Linked DNA regions of Homo sapiens: region 1 is linked to region 2. A link is a loop called in an ENCODE intact Hi-C map of the cell type or tissue named here. Cell type or tissue: heart left ventricle. All regions are shown on one strand.

The links. Peaks named below come from ENCODE experiments on the same cell type or tissue, not always from the same donor. Only the 100,000 strongest peaks of a DNase experiment are listed, where the experiment ranks them.
Region 1: it touches region 2 in a loop (2.8-fold over the local background); 8 of 110 quality-filtered maps call a loop at or near these places.

Annotation. Positions count from the first base shown.
Region 1 is chr3:141,908,752-141,916,751 of GRCh38, forward strand. ATP1B3 (ATPase Na+/K+ transporting subunit beta 3) reads left to right here. Exons shown (of 7, transcript NM_001679.4): 4 at 4,901-5,085; 5 at 7,219-7,269. Among named protein-coding and RNA genes, the nearest start is that of ATP1B3, 36 kb to the left of the region's middle. In heart left ventricle, a CTCF peak has its summit at 4,659 (motif pointing left); no DNase peak of the experiment used is centred here.
Region 2 is chr3:141,656,020-141,664,019 of GRCh38, forward strand. It overlaps the pseudogene LRRC78P. Among named protein-coding and RNA genes, the nearest start is that of RNF7, 78 kb to the right of the region's middle. RefSeq lists an enhancer at 7,713-8,000. In heart left ventricle, no CTCF peak of the experiment used is centred here; a DNase peak (open chromatin) is centred at 4,282; H3K4me3 peaks cover 1,607 bases.

The DNA.
Region 1 (8,000 bases), 250 kb after region 2:
TCTAACCCCTTACCTTTTTCCTTACAACTCACTCTCTTCATATAACCTGATTTCTTGCTTCAAGAGATAATAGAAGAACTCAGATGGGAGCTCCTCCAGTTTCCCCATTACCAGTAAAACAAATCTACAATGGCAGCCATTTTGTCTGTCACATTCTTCCTGCTCTGACTGGGGGCTGCCCTTCCTTTCACCTGAGGCCACCTGTGTCACTCCTGCTTTGGATCTCATCCTCTCTCAGTGTCTCAGAAACATACTGTGTACTCTCTCTTCTTGTGTGTATTTAGCCTTTCTGTCTGTATTGGATCCTTCCTGTCAACTTGAAAAAATCTTCAACTCTCTCCTATCTTAAACCAAAAGCTGCTTCTGATCCCACATTATCTACTAGCTGTCTTCCTAAGTCTCTTTTCCTTGACAGTTAAATATGTACTCATTATTTAAAAAAGACTTTTGTGAAAGTATTATCCGTGGTTTAATAGCTTTAAAAGGTCTGCAATGAAGTGTTCCCTGCCCTCCTCCCTTCCAGCAGAAGTCCTATTAATTTATTGACATATTTTTTGAGGGCCTGCTTTGTGGCAGGCACTCATTTGGGTTCCAGCAATGAACAGAAGAAAAATTCCTGTCTTTCTGGAGCTTAGACTCATGGTGAATTAGAAGATAGTACATCCTGAGGGGGAAAATAAAACAGAAAAAGGAGATAGGGTAAGTTGGGAAGGATTGTGGTTTTTACATGCAGAGTGGTCTGGGAAAGCCTTATGGAAAGGGAACCTTGAGGGAAGAGCTGAAGGAGGTGAAAGAACTAGCCCTGGAAATGTCCAGCACAGGAAGCAGTAGGTGCAAAGGCCCTGAGGCTTATGGTGCTGATGTGTTGAAGATTCATCAAGGAAGTGAGAGGGGCTGAATGGAGTGAGCCAGGGGAGAGCAGTAGGAGACTGAGGTTAGGGAGTTAAAGGAGATCCAGACTGTAGGTCCTTAGAACCCATTGTTAAGTTCTTTGGCTTTTACAGTGACCATGATGAGGGATTTTAAGCAGTGAACAATAACATGATCTAATTCAAATTTTTAAAGGATCCTGCAGGCTTCTCTTTGAAACTAGACTAGAAGGGGGGAATTGGGGAAGCCAGTTAGGCTATTACAATAATCTAGGTAAGTGGAGATGGTGGCTTGGCAAGGGAGAGAGCAATGAAGGTTGTGAAAAATAGTCTGATTCTGGACACATTTCTTTTTTCTTTCTTTCCTTTGTCTATTTGTCTGAGATGGGGTCTCTCTCTGTCACCCAGTGGCACAATCACAGCTCACTGCAGCCTCAGTCTCCTGGGCTCAAGTGATCCTCCTGCCTCAGCCTCTTGAGTAGTTAGGAATACAGGCTCACATCATCACGCCTGGCTAATTTTTTAATTTTTTGTAGAGCTGGGGTCTTGCTATGTTGCCCAGGCTGGTCTTGAACTCTTGGCCTCAAGTGATCCACCTGCCTCCGCCTCCCAAAGTGCTGGGATTACAGGCGTGAGTTACAGTAGCACCTGGCCTTTGGATGTGTTTTTGATAGGGAATTAACTTCATGCTTCTGAACTTTTTCTTACGGTGTTTTTCTTCCATATCTATAAATATTACACTTTTCCTGCTGGTTCTTGACTTTTTACTTTTCTACATTATCACTTTTCTTTATTAATTATTATTTATCACTTTTATACATTTTCTTAGTTCACATGTCTCAGACCTTCCCTCCTTTCTCAACTCAATAATAATTGATTTACTATTTTTAGTTTCATTATTGGTTGCCTTTTTATACTTGGTCTTTATATCTTCTTTTATCATCTATAGATACTCTCTTCTGACTTCCTTATTTGTAAACTATCATTTGAGGTATTTTCTTGAGTCTCTTTTCTGGAAAACTCCTTCCTGGAGCCCTTTCCCTCCTGCTGCACTCTACTGTTTCTACATCAGCCTTTTACTCCCAACTGTCCTTTGGGGAACTTCCTTTTACCACTTTCTTTAGTTGGACCCACTGTTTCTTGGCTCTTGCCCTGCCCCCCCCTTTTTTTTAATTATTTTTATTTTTTCTCTTAATTTACTCCTTAGTTTTGATGGAGTACATTCTCAAGTAATTTTATAAGAAAAGACACCTGAAATGTAAATTTGAACCCTTTTATTTCTGAAAATGGCTTATTTCTGCCTTTATATTTGCTAGTTTATCTCCATATAGAACTCAGTTCTTTGTAATTTGCCTTTTCTCTTCTCTGAAAGTTTTTCATTTTTTTTTTCAATTTTCTTTATCTCTTTTGGATTCTAAAATTTCTATCTGGATTTCTGTCTCTAAAGTATTTTGCTGAGACTTGACTGCAGGTTTTTCAGGATGAAGACTTAAGTTCTTCAGTTCAGGGGAATTATCCTCTGTTACCACTTTGATAATTTCCTCAACTCAATTTTCTGGTTTTTTCTTTCTAGAACTATTCTGTTTGTTGGGTCTTAGACCTCTTGTTTTTCTCTTACTTTGTTTTTACTTAATTAGACTTTCTGGGGGTTTACTTTAATTTTCAACTCCTTTTTGGTTTTTAAAACGTTCGACTGCTGTCAATCCTTATGCCCTCCTTTTTCATGTTTGAAAGATACTATAATATATCTGGTTAAAAAATAATGTCTTCTCTATTTTTTTTCCTGCAGATACTAATTGGACTTAAAAAGTTTTATTTTGTTCCAATTATCTCTTTCCTTTAGGGTCATTCATTCCTCCAGTTATCTTGGTCTTTTTTTTTTTTTTTCTTCATTGAGACAGTCTTACTCTGTTGCCCAGGCTGGAGTACAATGGCTTGTTCTCAGCTCACTGCAACCACCGCCTCCTGGGTTCAAGCGACCCTCATGCCTCAGCCTTCCAAGCAGCTAGGATTACAGGCTTGCGCCACCACACCTGGCTAATTTTTGTATTTTTAGTAGAGACAGGGTTTCACCATGTTGGCCAGGCTGGCCTCAAACTCCTAGCCTCAAGTAATCTGCCCATCTCAGCCTCCCAAAGTGCTGGGATTTCAGGCATGAGCCACTGCGCTCGGCCTTTGGTCTTTCTTATTTTAGGCGTTCTTCAGATGCATAGGGCTCCTTGGTTACTCTGGGGTCAGTGACCTTTCTATGTTCCCATCATGCCTTCTGCATAATCTTACTGGTCATCACACAGTTCCTTACACTTAATAGTATGGAAGTGGAAGTCAGCATAATAAAAAAGCAAGGTCACTGATGAACTGACCTATACCAACAGAGTCTATGCAGTAGAAGCCCTTGGGGAAATTGGTGAAGGGCTTATTTTTTTGCAAAGTGTTGGATGTCATGATGCTGTTTTGTTATAAAGTTTATCTCTACCCCCACAAAATACCTGAATCATTCTTTGCTTTTAAATGAGTACATAGTCCCACAGTAACCTAGTTTCTGGTAAGTATAAGATGAAACCAAACATTTTGACAGTGATTTTTTTCCCCCAAGGTAAAGACTTTACACTTCCTTTTTGAGGCATACTCTTTGAAATTTGGTTCTTATTTATTTATTTATTTATTTATTTGAGATGGAGCCTCACTGTGTCGCCCAGGCTGGAGTGCAGTGGCAACCTCCGCCCTCTGAGTTCAAGCGATTCTCCTGCCTCAGTAGAATCCGAGTAGCTGGGATTACAGGCACCTGCCACCGCACCCAGCTAATTTTTTTGTGTATTTTTAGTAGAGTCGTGGTTTCACCATCTTGGCCAGGCTGGTCTTGAACTCTTCATCTCGTGATCCACCCGCCTCGGCCTCCCAAAGTGCTGGGATTACAGGCATGAGCCACTGCGCCTGGCCTGGTTCTTACTTTCATTGAATTCAATACCTTTTTCTGGTACCAATTGCACCCACACACCAATAGTTCTTCCTGAGGCACTGTTATATCATATGTTAATTATTTATTAGTAAGCATTGTCCACTAGATTAAGTTAATTGAGGGCAGGGGTCACATCAGGCTTGCTCACTTTGTGCCTCTTGGGCTAAACACTGTGCCAAGTACGGAGCAGAATTGTATTGTCTGTTGCATATTTCTCCTCCCTCTTCCCTCCCATTACCAAGTTCTAACCATTTTACTCCTTTATCACTGTAAACTCCATCTCTGCTAAAAACCCCCTTCTATGAGCTAGTCTCTCACCTGGGCGGCTTTAATAGTCTCCTAACTTGTTTTCCGGATCCTTTCTTTTTCCCTTCTGGACTGACTCCACAGAAAAGTCAGAGTTAATTTCCTAAGTATGTTCATACTATCCACTTGCCCTGGTTTAAAACATTTTAGTGGATTGTTAATTGATGTTTGGCAAAACACCCACCCACACCCCTCAAAATTCTTTAACATAGTTTACAAGACTCTATATGGTCTGGCTTCTACCTTCCTTCATTGGAAGTGCTTCTCCTAGCTTCATTAACTCCCACATACCCTTCTGCATTCAGCTCAGTTGCTTTTTTTTTTTTTAGTGTAGGTTGTCATAACACTACATCTTCATACCTCTGCAATTCTGATTTTATACTCACTTAATGACTCTCTTCCCCACAAAACCGTAAGCTCCATGAGGGCAGCAGCAGTGCCTTTTTACATCCTCTCCATTGTATCACCAAGCATGCAGAAGGCATTCAGATAATGCTTTAGCCATGGCTGGTACTGCCACCTAATGGTGACAGAAGAGATGGATCTATAATCCAGTTTGTATGATTATTGAAATGCAGTAACTTTAGAGAACTAGTTAGCTGTTAAAAGGTAAAGGGGCAAACTTAACATTCTTTCCCTAAAGTTATCTGGTAATTTACATTGCTGTTTTTGTCTTTGAAGAACATTTTCCAAAGGTTAATATATTCCTGGTTGTTTTTAGTACCTTTTTTGGCTGATCTAGCACACATATATGTTTCCTTTTTAGCATATACTTTAGAAGAACAGAAGAACCTCACAGTCTGTCCTGATGGAGCACTTTTTGAACAGAAGGGTCCAGTTTATGTTGCATGTCAGTTTCCTATTTCATTACTTCAAGCATGCAGTGGTATGAATGATCCTGATTTTGGCTATTCTCAAGGAAACCCTTGTATTCTTGTGAAAATGAACAGAGTACGTACATATTTTACCTCTGCTGCTGCTTTTTTCTAATATTCTCTTTTAAGGAGGCAACTATTTTTAGATTGTTGTGGTTGGGTTAATGCCTTCCTTATTAAAAGTTATCATTTGGGGGGTAGCTTGCTTTAAAGACTAGCAGTAATGTTTATTGATCACTGGAAGAAAGTTTATATGGCAAAAAAAAGAGGTTCATAGATTAATCATGGAGTAAGGAGTTAAAGTAACTTTTAAACTTTTCTTCTTTGGAAATAGCTACATGCATTCCAGCACACATTAATGCTCCAAGGGGCAAATGTTCTCCTTGTCATAACCAAAGCAGAGACTTGTTAGGGTGCAGTGCTCATCTGTGAATCCTGTGTTGTAAAATAATTTAAAATTCCACAGACTCCATAAAGTTTAAACTTATTAACTTTTTCGAAATAGTAGCAAAGCATAGTTTTATAGTATCAGTATATATATATGTAATTAGATAACAGAAATACAAATAAAATCCCATTCTAACGAGTTCAGTGGGATGTTGCAGTTGTATCCAAAGTAGCAGCATTTTGCTGTTTTACAGAAGGGTGCCTAAATTGTATAGTAATGAGCAAAGGAAGAAGCTAATGTTCTCTGTGTGACAGGAGTAATGAATTAGGGTCATTGTGCAAAGGAAGATGATACGGCTTTTCTTGAGTCATGAAGTGATCCCTAGCCCCCGTGCCTTGCTGCTCTGTAAATGTACTTCAGAGTTGTGTTCTGATGCGCTTACTGTTTTGAGGCCTGCAAGGTCTCCCTTGAAGAGTGAAGTCATTCATGGTCATTTAAAACAGGTGTAGACTTCTCAAAATCATGAGTTTATGAATCACTAAAGTCATCATTGGTGAGCAAATTGCCACCATCCCTAATAAAAGTAAAATTTGGATCTTTTGAAGTTGGCACTGCTAAATAAGAAGCTTCCCTGTAGGGAGAACCAGCTAGGCCCTGAGGTGCCCAGACTGACACCCCTCCAACCTCTGCTTCATCCCTTTGGGAGGCCTTGGACAACTGACAGCTTCCAGATTGTCCCATAGCATTCTAGGTGCTCAGTAAATGATTAGTGGAATGTTTCAACCAGACCTTATTCAGAATTAAGAATTGAAGTTAACAAAGTAAGCTGAAAGTAATGTGAAACTAGATGATCTAGTTTATAAAATGAATTAAGTTTGTTTTAACAGAGATGCCTTTTGTAATCCCAGTCTACTAGAAGTATCCTCACGACATCTAGATTGCTGAACATTTGTTCCCAGTAGAAAGCCAGGAGAGGATCAACCTTCTGGGTTTGTTTTCTTTCTCAAGATGGTCTCCTTGAATGATAATGGCCTGAGACCATGCTTGCTGATGACTCAGGGCATGGCTTTGTCAGGAGGACAGCATCAGACACACAGGAATCATTGATGAGATGAGCTTACGTAGTGTAGCAGGAGGTTTCATACCAGTATAGTTCCCAGTTAGGACGCAACAATACTTGTCTTTTGAGAGGAATATTTAGATTTTACGTGCATTCACGTGGAAACTGTGTATAAATTCAGAATGCCAAAAAATTATCTCACAAAATGTATAAATATGTGAGTTTATTCAGTTCTGTCAGCTACATACACGAAAGGAGTCTTAAAATAGGGCTCTCCCAGTGTGTGCCTTTTGGGGAGCAGATGGGTTGTGAGATACAGTGAGGCTCAGTGGGGCCCTCATGGAAACACGGAGAGTGTGACCTGATATAGTTTTGTGAAGAACAGTTAATTATTATGCTTCTGCAGTTCTTATTATATACATTAAATTATTTGTTCATATAAATATTAATAATTAGATTTAAGGGTTTCTGTCTGTTTCATATTTTAAGGGTAGCAAAGGGTACTTTTGTTTCATTTAATTCTTTGGTAATTTATTTATTTTCTAAATTGCCCCAGTACAGTAATAAGATATCTGATTGCTGAAGTTATTTTATTTAAAAGTTCATTTTAATACCCTCAAATAAGATTAAAGTAAAAGGCAGATGTATACAGACTTGGTGTTAATCTCAAAGTCTTCACCCCTTGTTCCCAGCAACAGAGGGAGGAAGTTCCATTGCATACTTACGTGAAGTTTAAATTTATCACTATTTCTTAACCTTAGATAATTGGATTAAAGCCTGAAGGAGTGCCAAGGATAGATTGTGTTTCAAAGGTTAGTATTCAAAAAGTAACTCCTGTTAAATCTTTGATGTTTCTTAAAATACTTTAAAAGTCTAATGATTTAGTCATCTTTTTTTTCTTCCCTGTCACATTTTAAAGTCCTTTGTAGTGCCTTAGAATAAAATTCCACCAACCGTAGTCTTTCTCTTCCTTAATGATAATTCAGAAAGACATTTTCCATGTGTATTTGATTTTGCACACATTGCCTTTATTTTCACATATACCGTATTTCATCAATTCTAAGATTCACTTTTTTTCTGCCAGCTCAGTAACACTGAAATTGGGATTACCCTTGTAATTGATGGTGTCTTAATACTGTATCATGACATTTTTCTCTTTCTTAATAGTTAGTTGGCGTGCTAGTCATCAGTGCTATCTGAGATTTAATGAAATATGGTGCATTTTCCTTAAGGTAGAAGCATTATTTATCTCCCCTATCCCTACTTACTTTTTTTTCCAGAATACTGTGCAGTTTTCATCTCATAACTTTCTTTTGTTTTCTCTCCATGCTGCAAATGCCACTAAGACAAATAATGTAAAAGATGGGTAAGAGTTCTGAGGAGACATTAAGTTCTAAATTTATCATTGTGCTAAATATTAACATTTCAACTCTGATTGTATGGCAGAAATATTTTACTTAGAATGTTACATTGAAATCACTTTTAAAGTTGTGAAAAAAAATTCTTTTTACTGTTAATGGACTTCTTATTTGGGCAGAAACTT
Region 2 (8,000 bases):
ACTTGAAGGCTTCACTGGCTTGAAGAATCCACTTCCAAAATGACTGTTGGCTGGAGGCCTCAGTTCCTTGTCACATGCACCTTTCCCAGGGCTTCTTGGGCATTTTCACAAAACGGGGCCTGCTTCCTCTCAGAGCCAGTGAGCCAAGAGGAAGAACAAGAAGGATGTCGCGATGCCTTTCTGACCTGGTCACACACTATCACTTCTACCATGTTTTATTCACTAGAAGCCAGTCACTAAGGTCAGCCCACACCCAAGGAAAGCAGAATGAAGCTCCATCTTTTGAAGGAAGGAGTAGATGTATTTGTGGATACATTTAAAATCCCCACATCAGGAGTGGGTCACCCCTGAACTGGTCTGTCCCTTTGACTTCACCTTCCTCCTTTGTCTCTTCTCCCTCCTATTCTCATTTTCTCTCTTTCTTTCTCTTTCTCCTTTCCTTTTCTTCTCTCAGGATTTCTCCCCTCTGGCATACAATCTCCTGTGTATTCAGTAGCACAACAGCCCCTCTCCACCAAAAGCAAAATTCATCTCAAAGGCCTTTTAAGAGTTCCAGTGATGGATTAGCAGGGAGCAAAGGCACCCGGTGGGGTAGGCTGATATTGATTCTGAGTACCTGATCATGTTTTTAAGAACCAAAGAGATTGTGGCACATCCATCTTTCTCTTCTATGTAAATCAAAAACCAAAACAGCACTGCACTGCAAAATATAAATAATGAAGCCCAACAAAGTACTGATTTTTCCCAAAACTATTTTGCTAGCTTTTTGTTTGTTTGTTTGCTTGCAATATGAAATAGCAAGTTCTTTCCTTCTCATTGCTATTGTTTTGTTTCCAACTTTGCTGGAGCCCTGCACACATACTTGGTTAGCCTCTTAGGTAATTCAGCCCTGGTGAGTCACATCCAAAATTACAACTGTTAAATGAGTTCCAGGCTGCCCCTGCTTTACAAATGCTCAACGTGTGAGAAATCCACATAGTACTGATAGTGACAGGAGTCAGCCAAATGCCTAGGGAGATAGGGGCGGGTCCCCAGTGAAACTCCACCTCCAAGCCAAAGAAAGTTTAAAGCCTGAAAGCCAAGCTACATGTCAAATCCATGGACCAGATTGAGAACCCGTCTTTCCGTTTGGCATGCTTTCCTCTAATTGATCCCCACCCTTCACCTATTTTACATATACCCACACTTCCCTAAGGGTTTTCTACACTGTTGTGTGCACCTTTGAGTGGTATCTTCGCTTTAAACTTTTTTGCATACTCACAAACCAATCAGCACACACTTGCCATTCTGAGTCCATAAAAGCCCTGATTCAGCCACATTGGGAGAGAAACCCACCCAACTGCTGGCATGGGGGACCACCCCCGCATCTCTTCTCTGCTGAGAGCTGTTCTGTGGCTCAATAAAATTCTTCTCCACCCTCCTCACCCTTTGAATTGTCAGTGTATCCTCATTCTTCTTGGATGTGGGACAAGAGCTCGGAAACCACCGAACGCAGGTACAAGCCATAACACAGGTGGGCCAAGTGGGGAGGGTGCCTCCAGCAGCAGGCTGTGGGCAAGTGAGACCTGGGAGGCAGGTGAGGCATTGTTGGCTAAGGAGGTCCCCAGTTGGCAAAGTGGCTGAGAAGAATCCTGTGTCAGTACTGATAAACTGGCAACTATCTCACCACTGCACCTGTCATTGCTGTGGCTCTGGCAGCTACCAGCTGTGGTGGCTCAGGGTGCTAGTTATCTCCCAATATCTGTCTTTCCCTTCTTCTGTAAGTAACAAAAGCTCCCATTTTCAGGTGGGCACATGGCTGCCTATAATAAAGGTTACATTTCCCAGCCTCCTCTGCAGCTAGGTATGATCTTGTATGGTCATGTCCCTAATCTAGGGGGATGTAAGCACAAGTGTCATGTGCAGTTTCTGGAAGATATCCTTAAAGACAGAGAATGTGCCCTTCTTTTTCCAGCTTTCTTTCCTGAATTTGGGACAAAATGGCTGGAGTTCAACAACCATTCTGGGCCATGAGGTAGAAGTCACACACCAAGGATGGAAGAGTAATAAAGTAAAAGTTGCTTTGGTTCTTTATAATCCTGGAGCTTCTGCAGCAGCTCTGGACTGCTCACTCCTGAACTTCATTTACATGAAAGGGAAGTGACTTTCTGTATTGTTTCAGCTGTGTAACTGGGTTTCTGTCACTAGCAGCTGGACCAAATTCTAGTGACATGGTTCCTTTAAGAACTTGCCCACAGTGCATACGAAGGACCCTTCATCTCAGCTCTGATGGGCTGTCTAGCTTCTGCCCCTCACTGTCCCTGTCCTCGGGCTCTGGCCTTCCTGACCATTCCTCTGCTCCCTAAGCATCTGCCCTGAGTCTCAGCGGGTGCCCTGCAGGTGCCCTCTTGCCTACTCTGGAACTCTCCTCCCTCACTGCCCTCCTCTGCTTTTTGTCTTATGAAGGCAGAAATAGTCATGCACAAAATAGGACCCTTTGAGAAAAGCTGTAAGTTCCAGCAGAGAGAGGAAGAGAAGAGGCAAAAATAACAGAGGGGCACAGACTCCTAAGGGCACACTCACTGGAAAGTCATGTTGGACCAAATTCAGGATCCCTCCTGGCCATTCTTGACCCTCCTCACTTCACTGTGAGCCCAGACTTCCTCCCATTAGAGCCAATTGGGTTTAAAACATACGCTTAGAAAACTACAGCCAGCCCTACAGGAATGAAGGGGTTACTTTCCATTTGCAGTTTACTGTGAATTTATTTAATCCAACTGTTATTTTTATTCACTTTTTTCCATTAAACAAGTATGCATTAAGCACCTACTCTATATCCTAAGATAGATATAGATAACTTATGTGCCAGATATGGAGGGCAGAAATCCCACACAACTTTCACTGGACTGAAATCAAGGAGTTGGCAGGGCTGTGTTTCCTTACGGAGGCTTTGGGGAGAATTCTTTCTCCACTTTTCCAGCTTCTAGAGGCTGCCCACCTTCCTTGGCTTGAGTCTCCTTACCTCCCCATTAAAGGCTTCAACAGGTCGCAAAATCCTGCTCATTTCATCTCTCTCTCTCTCTCTCTCTCTCTCTCTCTCTCTCTCTCTCTCTCTCTCCTCTCTCTCTCTCTCTCTCTCTCTCTATCTTCCTTATCTCTCTCTGACCTAACCTAAAAGGTTCTCAATGTCACGTTCTCAGACTCCTGTGATTAGACAGGGCCCACCTGGGTAATCAAGGATAACCATTCACTCCAACCTGCGCCCTGCTTCGAGGTCCATAACTTTAATCCTGTGGAAAGTCGCTTTTGCCATATAAGGTAACATATCCACAAGTTCCCAGGATTACAGCATGCATATCTTTGGGGGATTCTATTCTGCCCACCACATCCTCCCAAGCCTTCCTTTCTACGCCCCCAGACTACTGCCTGAAGCAAGTGGCGCGATCTTGGCTCACTACAACCTCTGCCTCAGGTTCAAACGATTCTCCTACCTCATCCTTCCGAGCAGCTGGGATTACAGGTGCCCGCCACTACGCCCAGCTAATTTTTGTATTTTTAGTAGAGACGGGGTTTCACTATGTTGGCCAGGCTAGTCTGGAACTCCTGACCTCAGGTGATCTGCCCTCCTCGGCCTCCCAAAGTGCTGGGATTACAAACGTGAGCCACCGCGCCCGGCCAGTAAAGCTTTTTAAAATCCTTTTTCCTCCCCATCCAGTCCTGAAAGCTTCAGCTGTTTTGCACCTTTCTCCTTAACATTCCCCAGAAAAACTCCTGTATAGTCCCTGAGCCTCTGCCTTTATCCCTGCGCCCCTTTTCTCCTGGGATTGGGAGGGGGAAGCAGCCGCTCCATGAAGCCCTTCTAGTGGGCAAGAGAGGACCGGGCGGGACGGCGAGAGCGTCCCTGTCGCCTGCAGCTCCTGCTGGGTGATGCGGGGACGCGGCTCCCTGGGAAATCGTGTTAGCGGCTCCAGGGCTGGTCCACGGCGGCCTTGGGAGCGGCGGCAACAGGCTGGAGCGTCCACGCTTCGGAGGCCTCTGTCTCCCCAAGATTCCCCACTGATGAACAGGGACGCCGGTCCGCCTTCCTCAACTTCCCCTGTTCCCTGCCAGGCAGCGTCCCTCGCAGCGACGTTGGCTGCGACAAGTTTGACCTGCAGCGAGGACACCAGGATTTCTCAGTTTCTCCAAATCCAAGCCCGAGCCCGAGCCCGAGTTCCGACCAGTCCTGACACTGCTTCCCGCCGCCACCTGCCTCCTCCTCCAGCTCCCGCTGTCTCCCCGGCGCCGGCGCCCTGGGTGGCCACAGTCCCTCCAGCCTCCGCCCCTCGCCGCAGTCTCCAGGGCGCCGGACGCCACGCGGGCAGCCGGCCCGGGACGCAGGGAGAGTGAGAGCGAGTGAGTGCGGGCGCCCGGCGGGGCGGGCAGGGGCCGGAGGAGGTTGCCCCAGCTCCAGGAGAAATGCTTGATCCCAGGAGCGAGGCTCCCTGGAGACCATGGTGCTCGCAACCCCTATTCTCTCCCCTATGCACCCGCACAGCCCCAGGGCGGGGGCGGGGAAGAGTGCACGCAGCTGGGCTTTTCCCGGCCTCAGGGTGAGCAGCTAGGATTCTCTAGGGAAATATATTAAAAGCACGGGAGCCTTGGAGAGGGAGCGCAAAGCAGCCTCTCCTTGCAGGCCCTCTCCATGTCCCCTGGGACTCCGAGGTGGACCAGGAGCTGTCCAAGCTGGGCGGGCAAGGGACCCAGAGGGGGGCCCTCCACATCCCCTCGGGACAGAGGGCAGGGTCCGGCCACCTCCACTCTCAGCCCCTCCTCCGGCACCCACGCTGTCCCCACACTGTCTCCAGGACACTGGGGAGGGAGAGTCACTTTCAGAAAAGACAAGTAAAACCTAGCACAGGGCGGGACACATATACCTTAGACCTTCAATAAATATTCATTAATGATTCAATCAATGCTGGCTTTGAAGTGCCTAGATATTTGCCAACCTGAGCATTTACTGTATATAAAAATGACATAAATTCTCGTGATAAAACATTAAGTGAAAAACTCAAGATTCAAAAGTGTCTTATTAGAGCATTTGCAGAATCTATGTGGGTAGTTTGTGCATCTGTAAATACTTTAAATGCTGGTGAGGAATAATCCATAATGTGAGCAGTAATACTGTATACTACCTGTCTTAGCTTGGGCTGCCATGACGAAATACCATAGACCGGGTACTTTAAACCACAGAATTTTCTTACAGTTCTGGAGACTGGAAGTCTGAGATCAAGCTGCCGTTGAGGTGGGTTTCATTCAGAGGGCACTCCTCTTGGCCTGCAGTGGGGGGTGTCGCAATTTCTCTGGGTGCTTTTTTTTTTTTTTTTTTTTTGAGAAGGAGTCTTGCTCTGTCGCCCAGTCTGGAGTGCAGTGACGCCATCTCTGCTCACTGCAACCTCCGCCTCCCAGGTCCAAGCGATTCTCCTGCCTCAGGCTCCGGAGTAGCTGGGATTACAGGCACATGCCACCATGCCCAGCTAATTTTTTGTATTTTTAGTAGAGACTGGGGCTACCGTGCCCGGCCATTCTCTGTGTGCTCTTATGGCCCATGTCTTTGTGCCTGAAACAGTCCTGGGAGTCAGGAGACCCAGTTCTGTTTTCAGCTGAAGTAAGTCCCTTCTTTTCCTTCCTTGAGCCCAGAAGATCAAGGTTACAGTGAGCTGTGATTGCACCACTGCACCAAAAAAAGGTTGACCTTGCCCAATAAACAGTTTTCTGTAGCTGCCAAGTCTGGTTGCTCTGTGGCAGCAGACTGGAGTACAGACTTCTGAGAGGACACCTGGGAGATGGCCGTGAGTGGAGGAGGACTGCTAGAGTTAACAGTGATCCTGGTTTGCCTAGTGCTTTTCTGTTTTTAGCATTCAACATCCTGGATTAGACAATCTGTAAAGTCCCAACCAGAACTATGATATTGTGATTTTCCCTTACCCTAGTATCTGAATGTCTCTACATTCCACTGGGTTCATTCCCCTTTCCAGAATGCTTTTCACCCATGATGGGGTCATTTGCTATGTAAAAATAGGATACGAATACAAGTGTGATCTAATTTGAAATTGTAAAATTCTTCCAGCTAATAATTCACATGACATCTAACAGATGTTGTTGGCTTTCTCTTGAAATTTTAAATTATCCTACAGTGCCCTGTAAATCTGTGGCAGTGCCCCGAAGCGCCTCAGTGTAGTATGGGAACCATGGCTTGAAAGTGCAAAGCATTACTAGAGATAAACAGGAATATTACATAATAACAAAAGAGTAGACTCCTCAGGAAGATTTATCAGTTCTAAATGTATAGACACCTAATAACATAGCTTTAAAATATATAAAACAAATGTTGGCAGAATTAATAGCAAAGTTAGACAAATTCACGTTCACTCTCTTAATAACTGGTAGAATATGCATGTGATAAATTCAGTAAAGATAAATGTAGTGGGAAGCCATTGGAGAGATTTAAGTAGAAGAGTCATATGACCTGATTTACATTTCAAAAACTTCACTCTGGCCCATAATCCATTTTACAGATGGGGAAATGGAAACGTGAAGAGGCTTCATAATTTATCTAAGGCTACCCAGTGGGTCAAGTGGTAGAGACAAGACTAAAGTCCAGACCCAGTCATCTCCAAATCCACATTCTTAACCACTATGATATATTACTGTCTGGCAAGAATTGTGTCTGTAAAGGGAACTATGCCATTTAAAAACCAGTATGTTCTTGGTAATTTTTAGTAACCAGTATAAATGTTAATTGCATTCCTTTATAACTAAGTTCCAGTGGGCATTGCCCCTATTTTGAAGAATCTAAAAGAAGGATATGGACCCATGAGTAGGGAAATTGGAAATTGAACAATTCCTTTCAATGGTCTCCATTTTGACTCCTTAGTCCCATTTTAAGATAAATGAAGCACTTCAAGATTTTCAGAGAAGGGTATGCAGCAATATTTTCCTAATATTTTTAGTGGAGGAAGTATGTTCTGCTCCTTAAAAAGACACCTGTATGTTGGGTTTCAGGGCAAGTTACTGTTTTCAGAATCCAAGTGAAATCTAACACTATAAAACAATGCCAAGAGCAAATGAAGGAAAACAAAAATCTAAAGGGGCACCCCTGCCCATCGTTTTGATTCTTCAAAAGTTTCTGAAAACATATGAGAAACACTGTGCGCAGTCTCAGACGTCCGTGTGTCCAGCCATCAAAAGTGACCTGAAAAGCAGCATTGACAGTGACCAGGTGCTCAGGAAGGTGAGTGTATGGTCTTGTTTTCTTATTCTTCTCTGAAATGAACTGGCTAGGGTTTACTCCCAAGCCACATGGGTACTCGGTCCTTGTGTAACCTCCCAAGGGGTTCTTTCTGCCCGCTGCACAAATAAAGACCACAGCATTGTAGTAAAAAAGAGTTTGATTGACACCAGGCCAGCCACGCCATGTAAAAGATGAAGTTATCACTCAAATCAAACTCTCTGAAAATTCAGGATTGAGGTTTTTAAGGGTAATTTGGTGGGTAGGGGGTCACAAGGTGGGGAATGCTGATTTGTCGGGTTGAAGATGAAATCATAGGGAGTTGAAGCTGTCCTCTTGCACTGAGTCAGTTCCTGGGTAGGGTCCACAAGACCAGATGAGCCATCTTACCCATCTGAGTGGCACCAGCTGGTGCTTTGGAACACAGGGTCTGCAAACTGTCTCAAGCACTGATCTCAGGTTTTACAACAGTGACTCCTAAACCATAATTTCTAATCTTGTGGCTAATTTGTTAGTCCTGCAAAGACAGTCTAGTCCCTAGTCAAGAAGGGGATTTGTTTTGGGAAAGGGTTGTTATTGTCTTTGTTTCGAAGTTAATCTATTAACATAAACTAAGTTCCTCCCCAAGTTATTCTGGCCTGTGCCCAGGAATGCGCAAGGACATTTTGAAGGTTAAAAGCAAGAAGGAGTTGGTTAGGTCAGATTTCTTTCACTGCCATAATTTTCTCAGTTATAATTTTTGCAAAGGTGG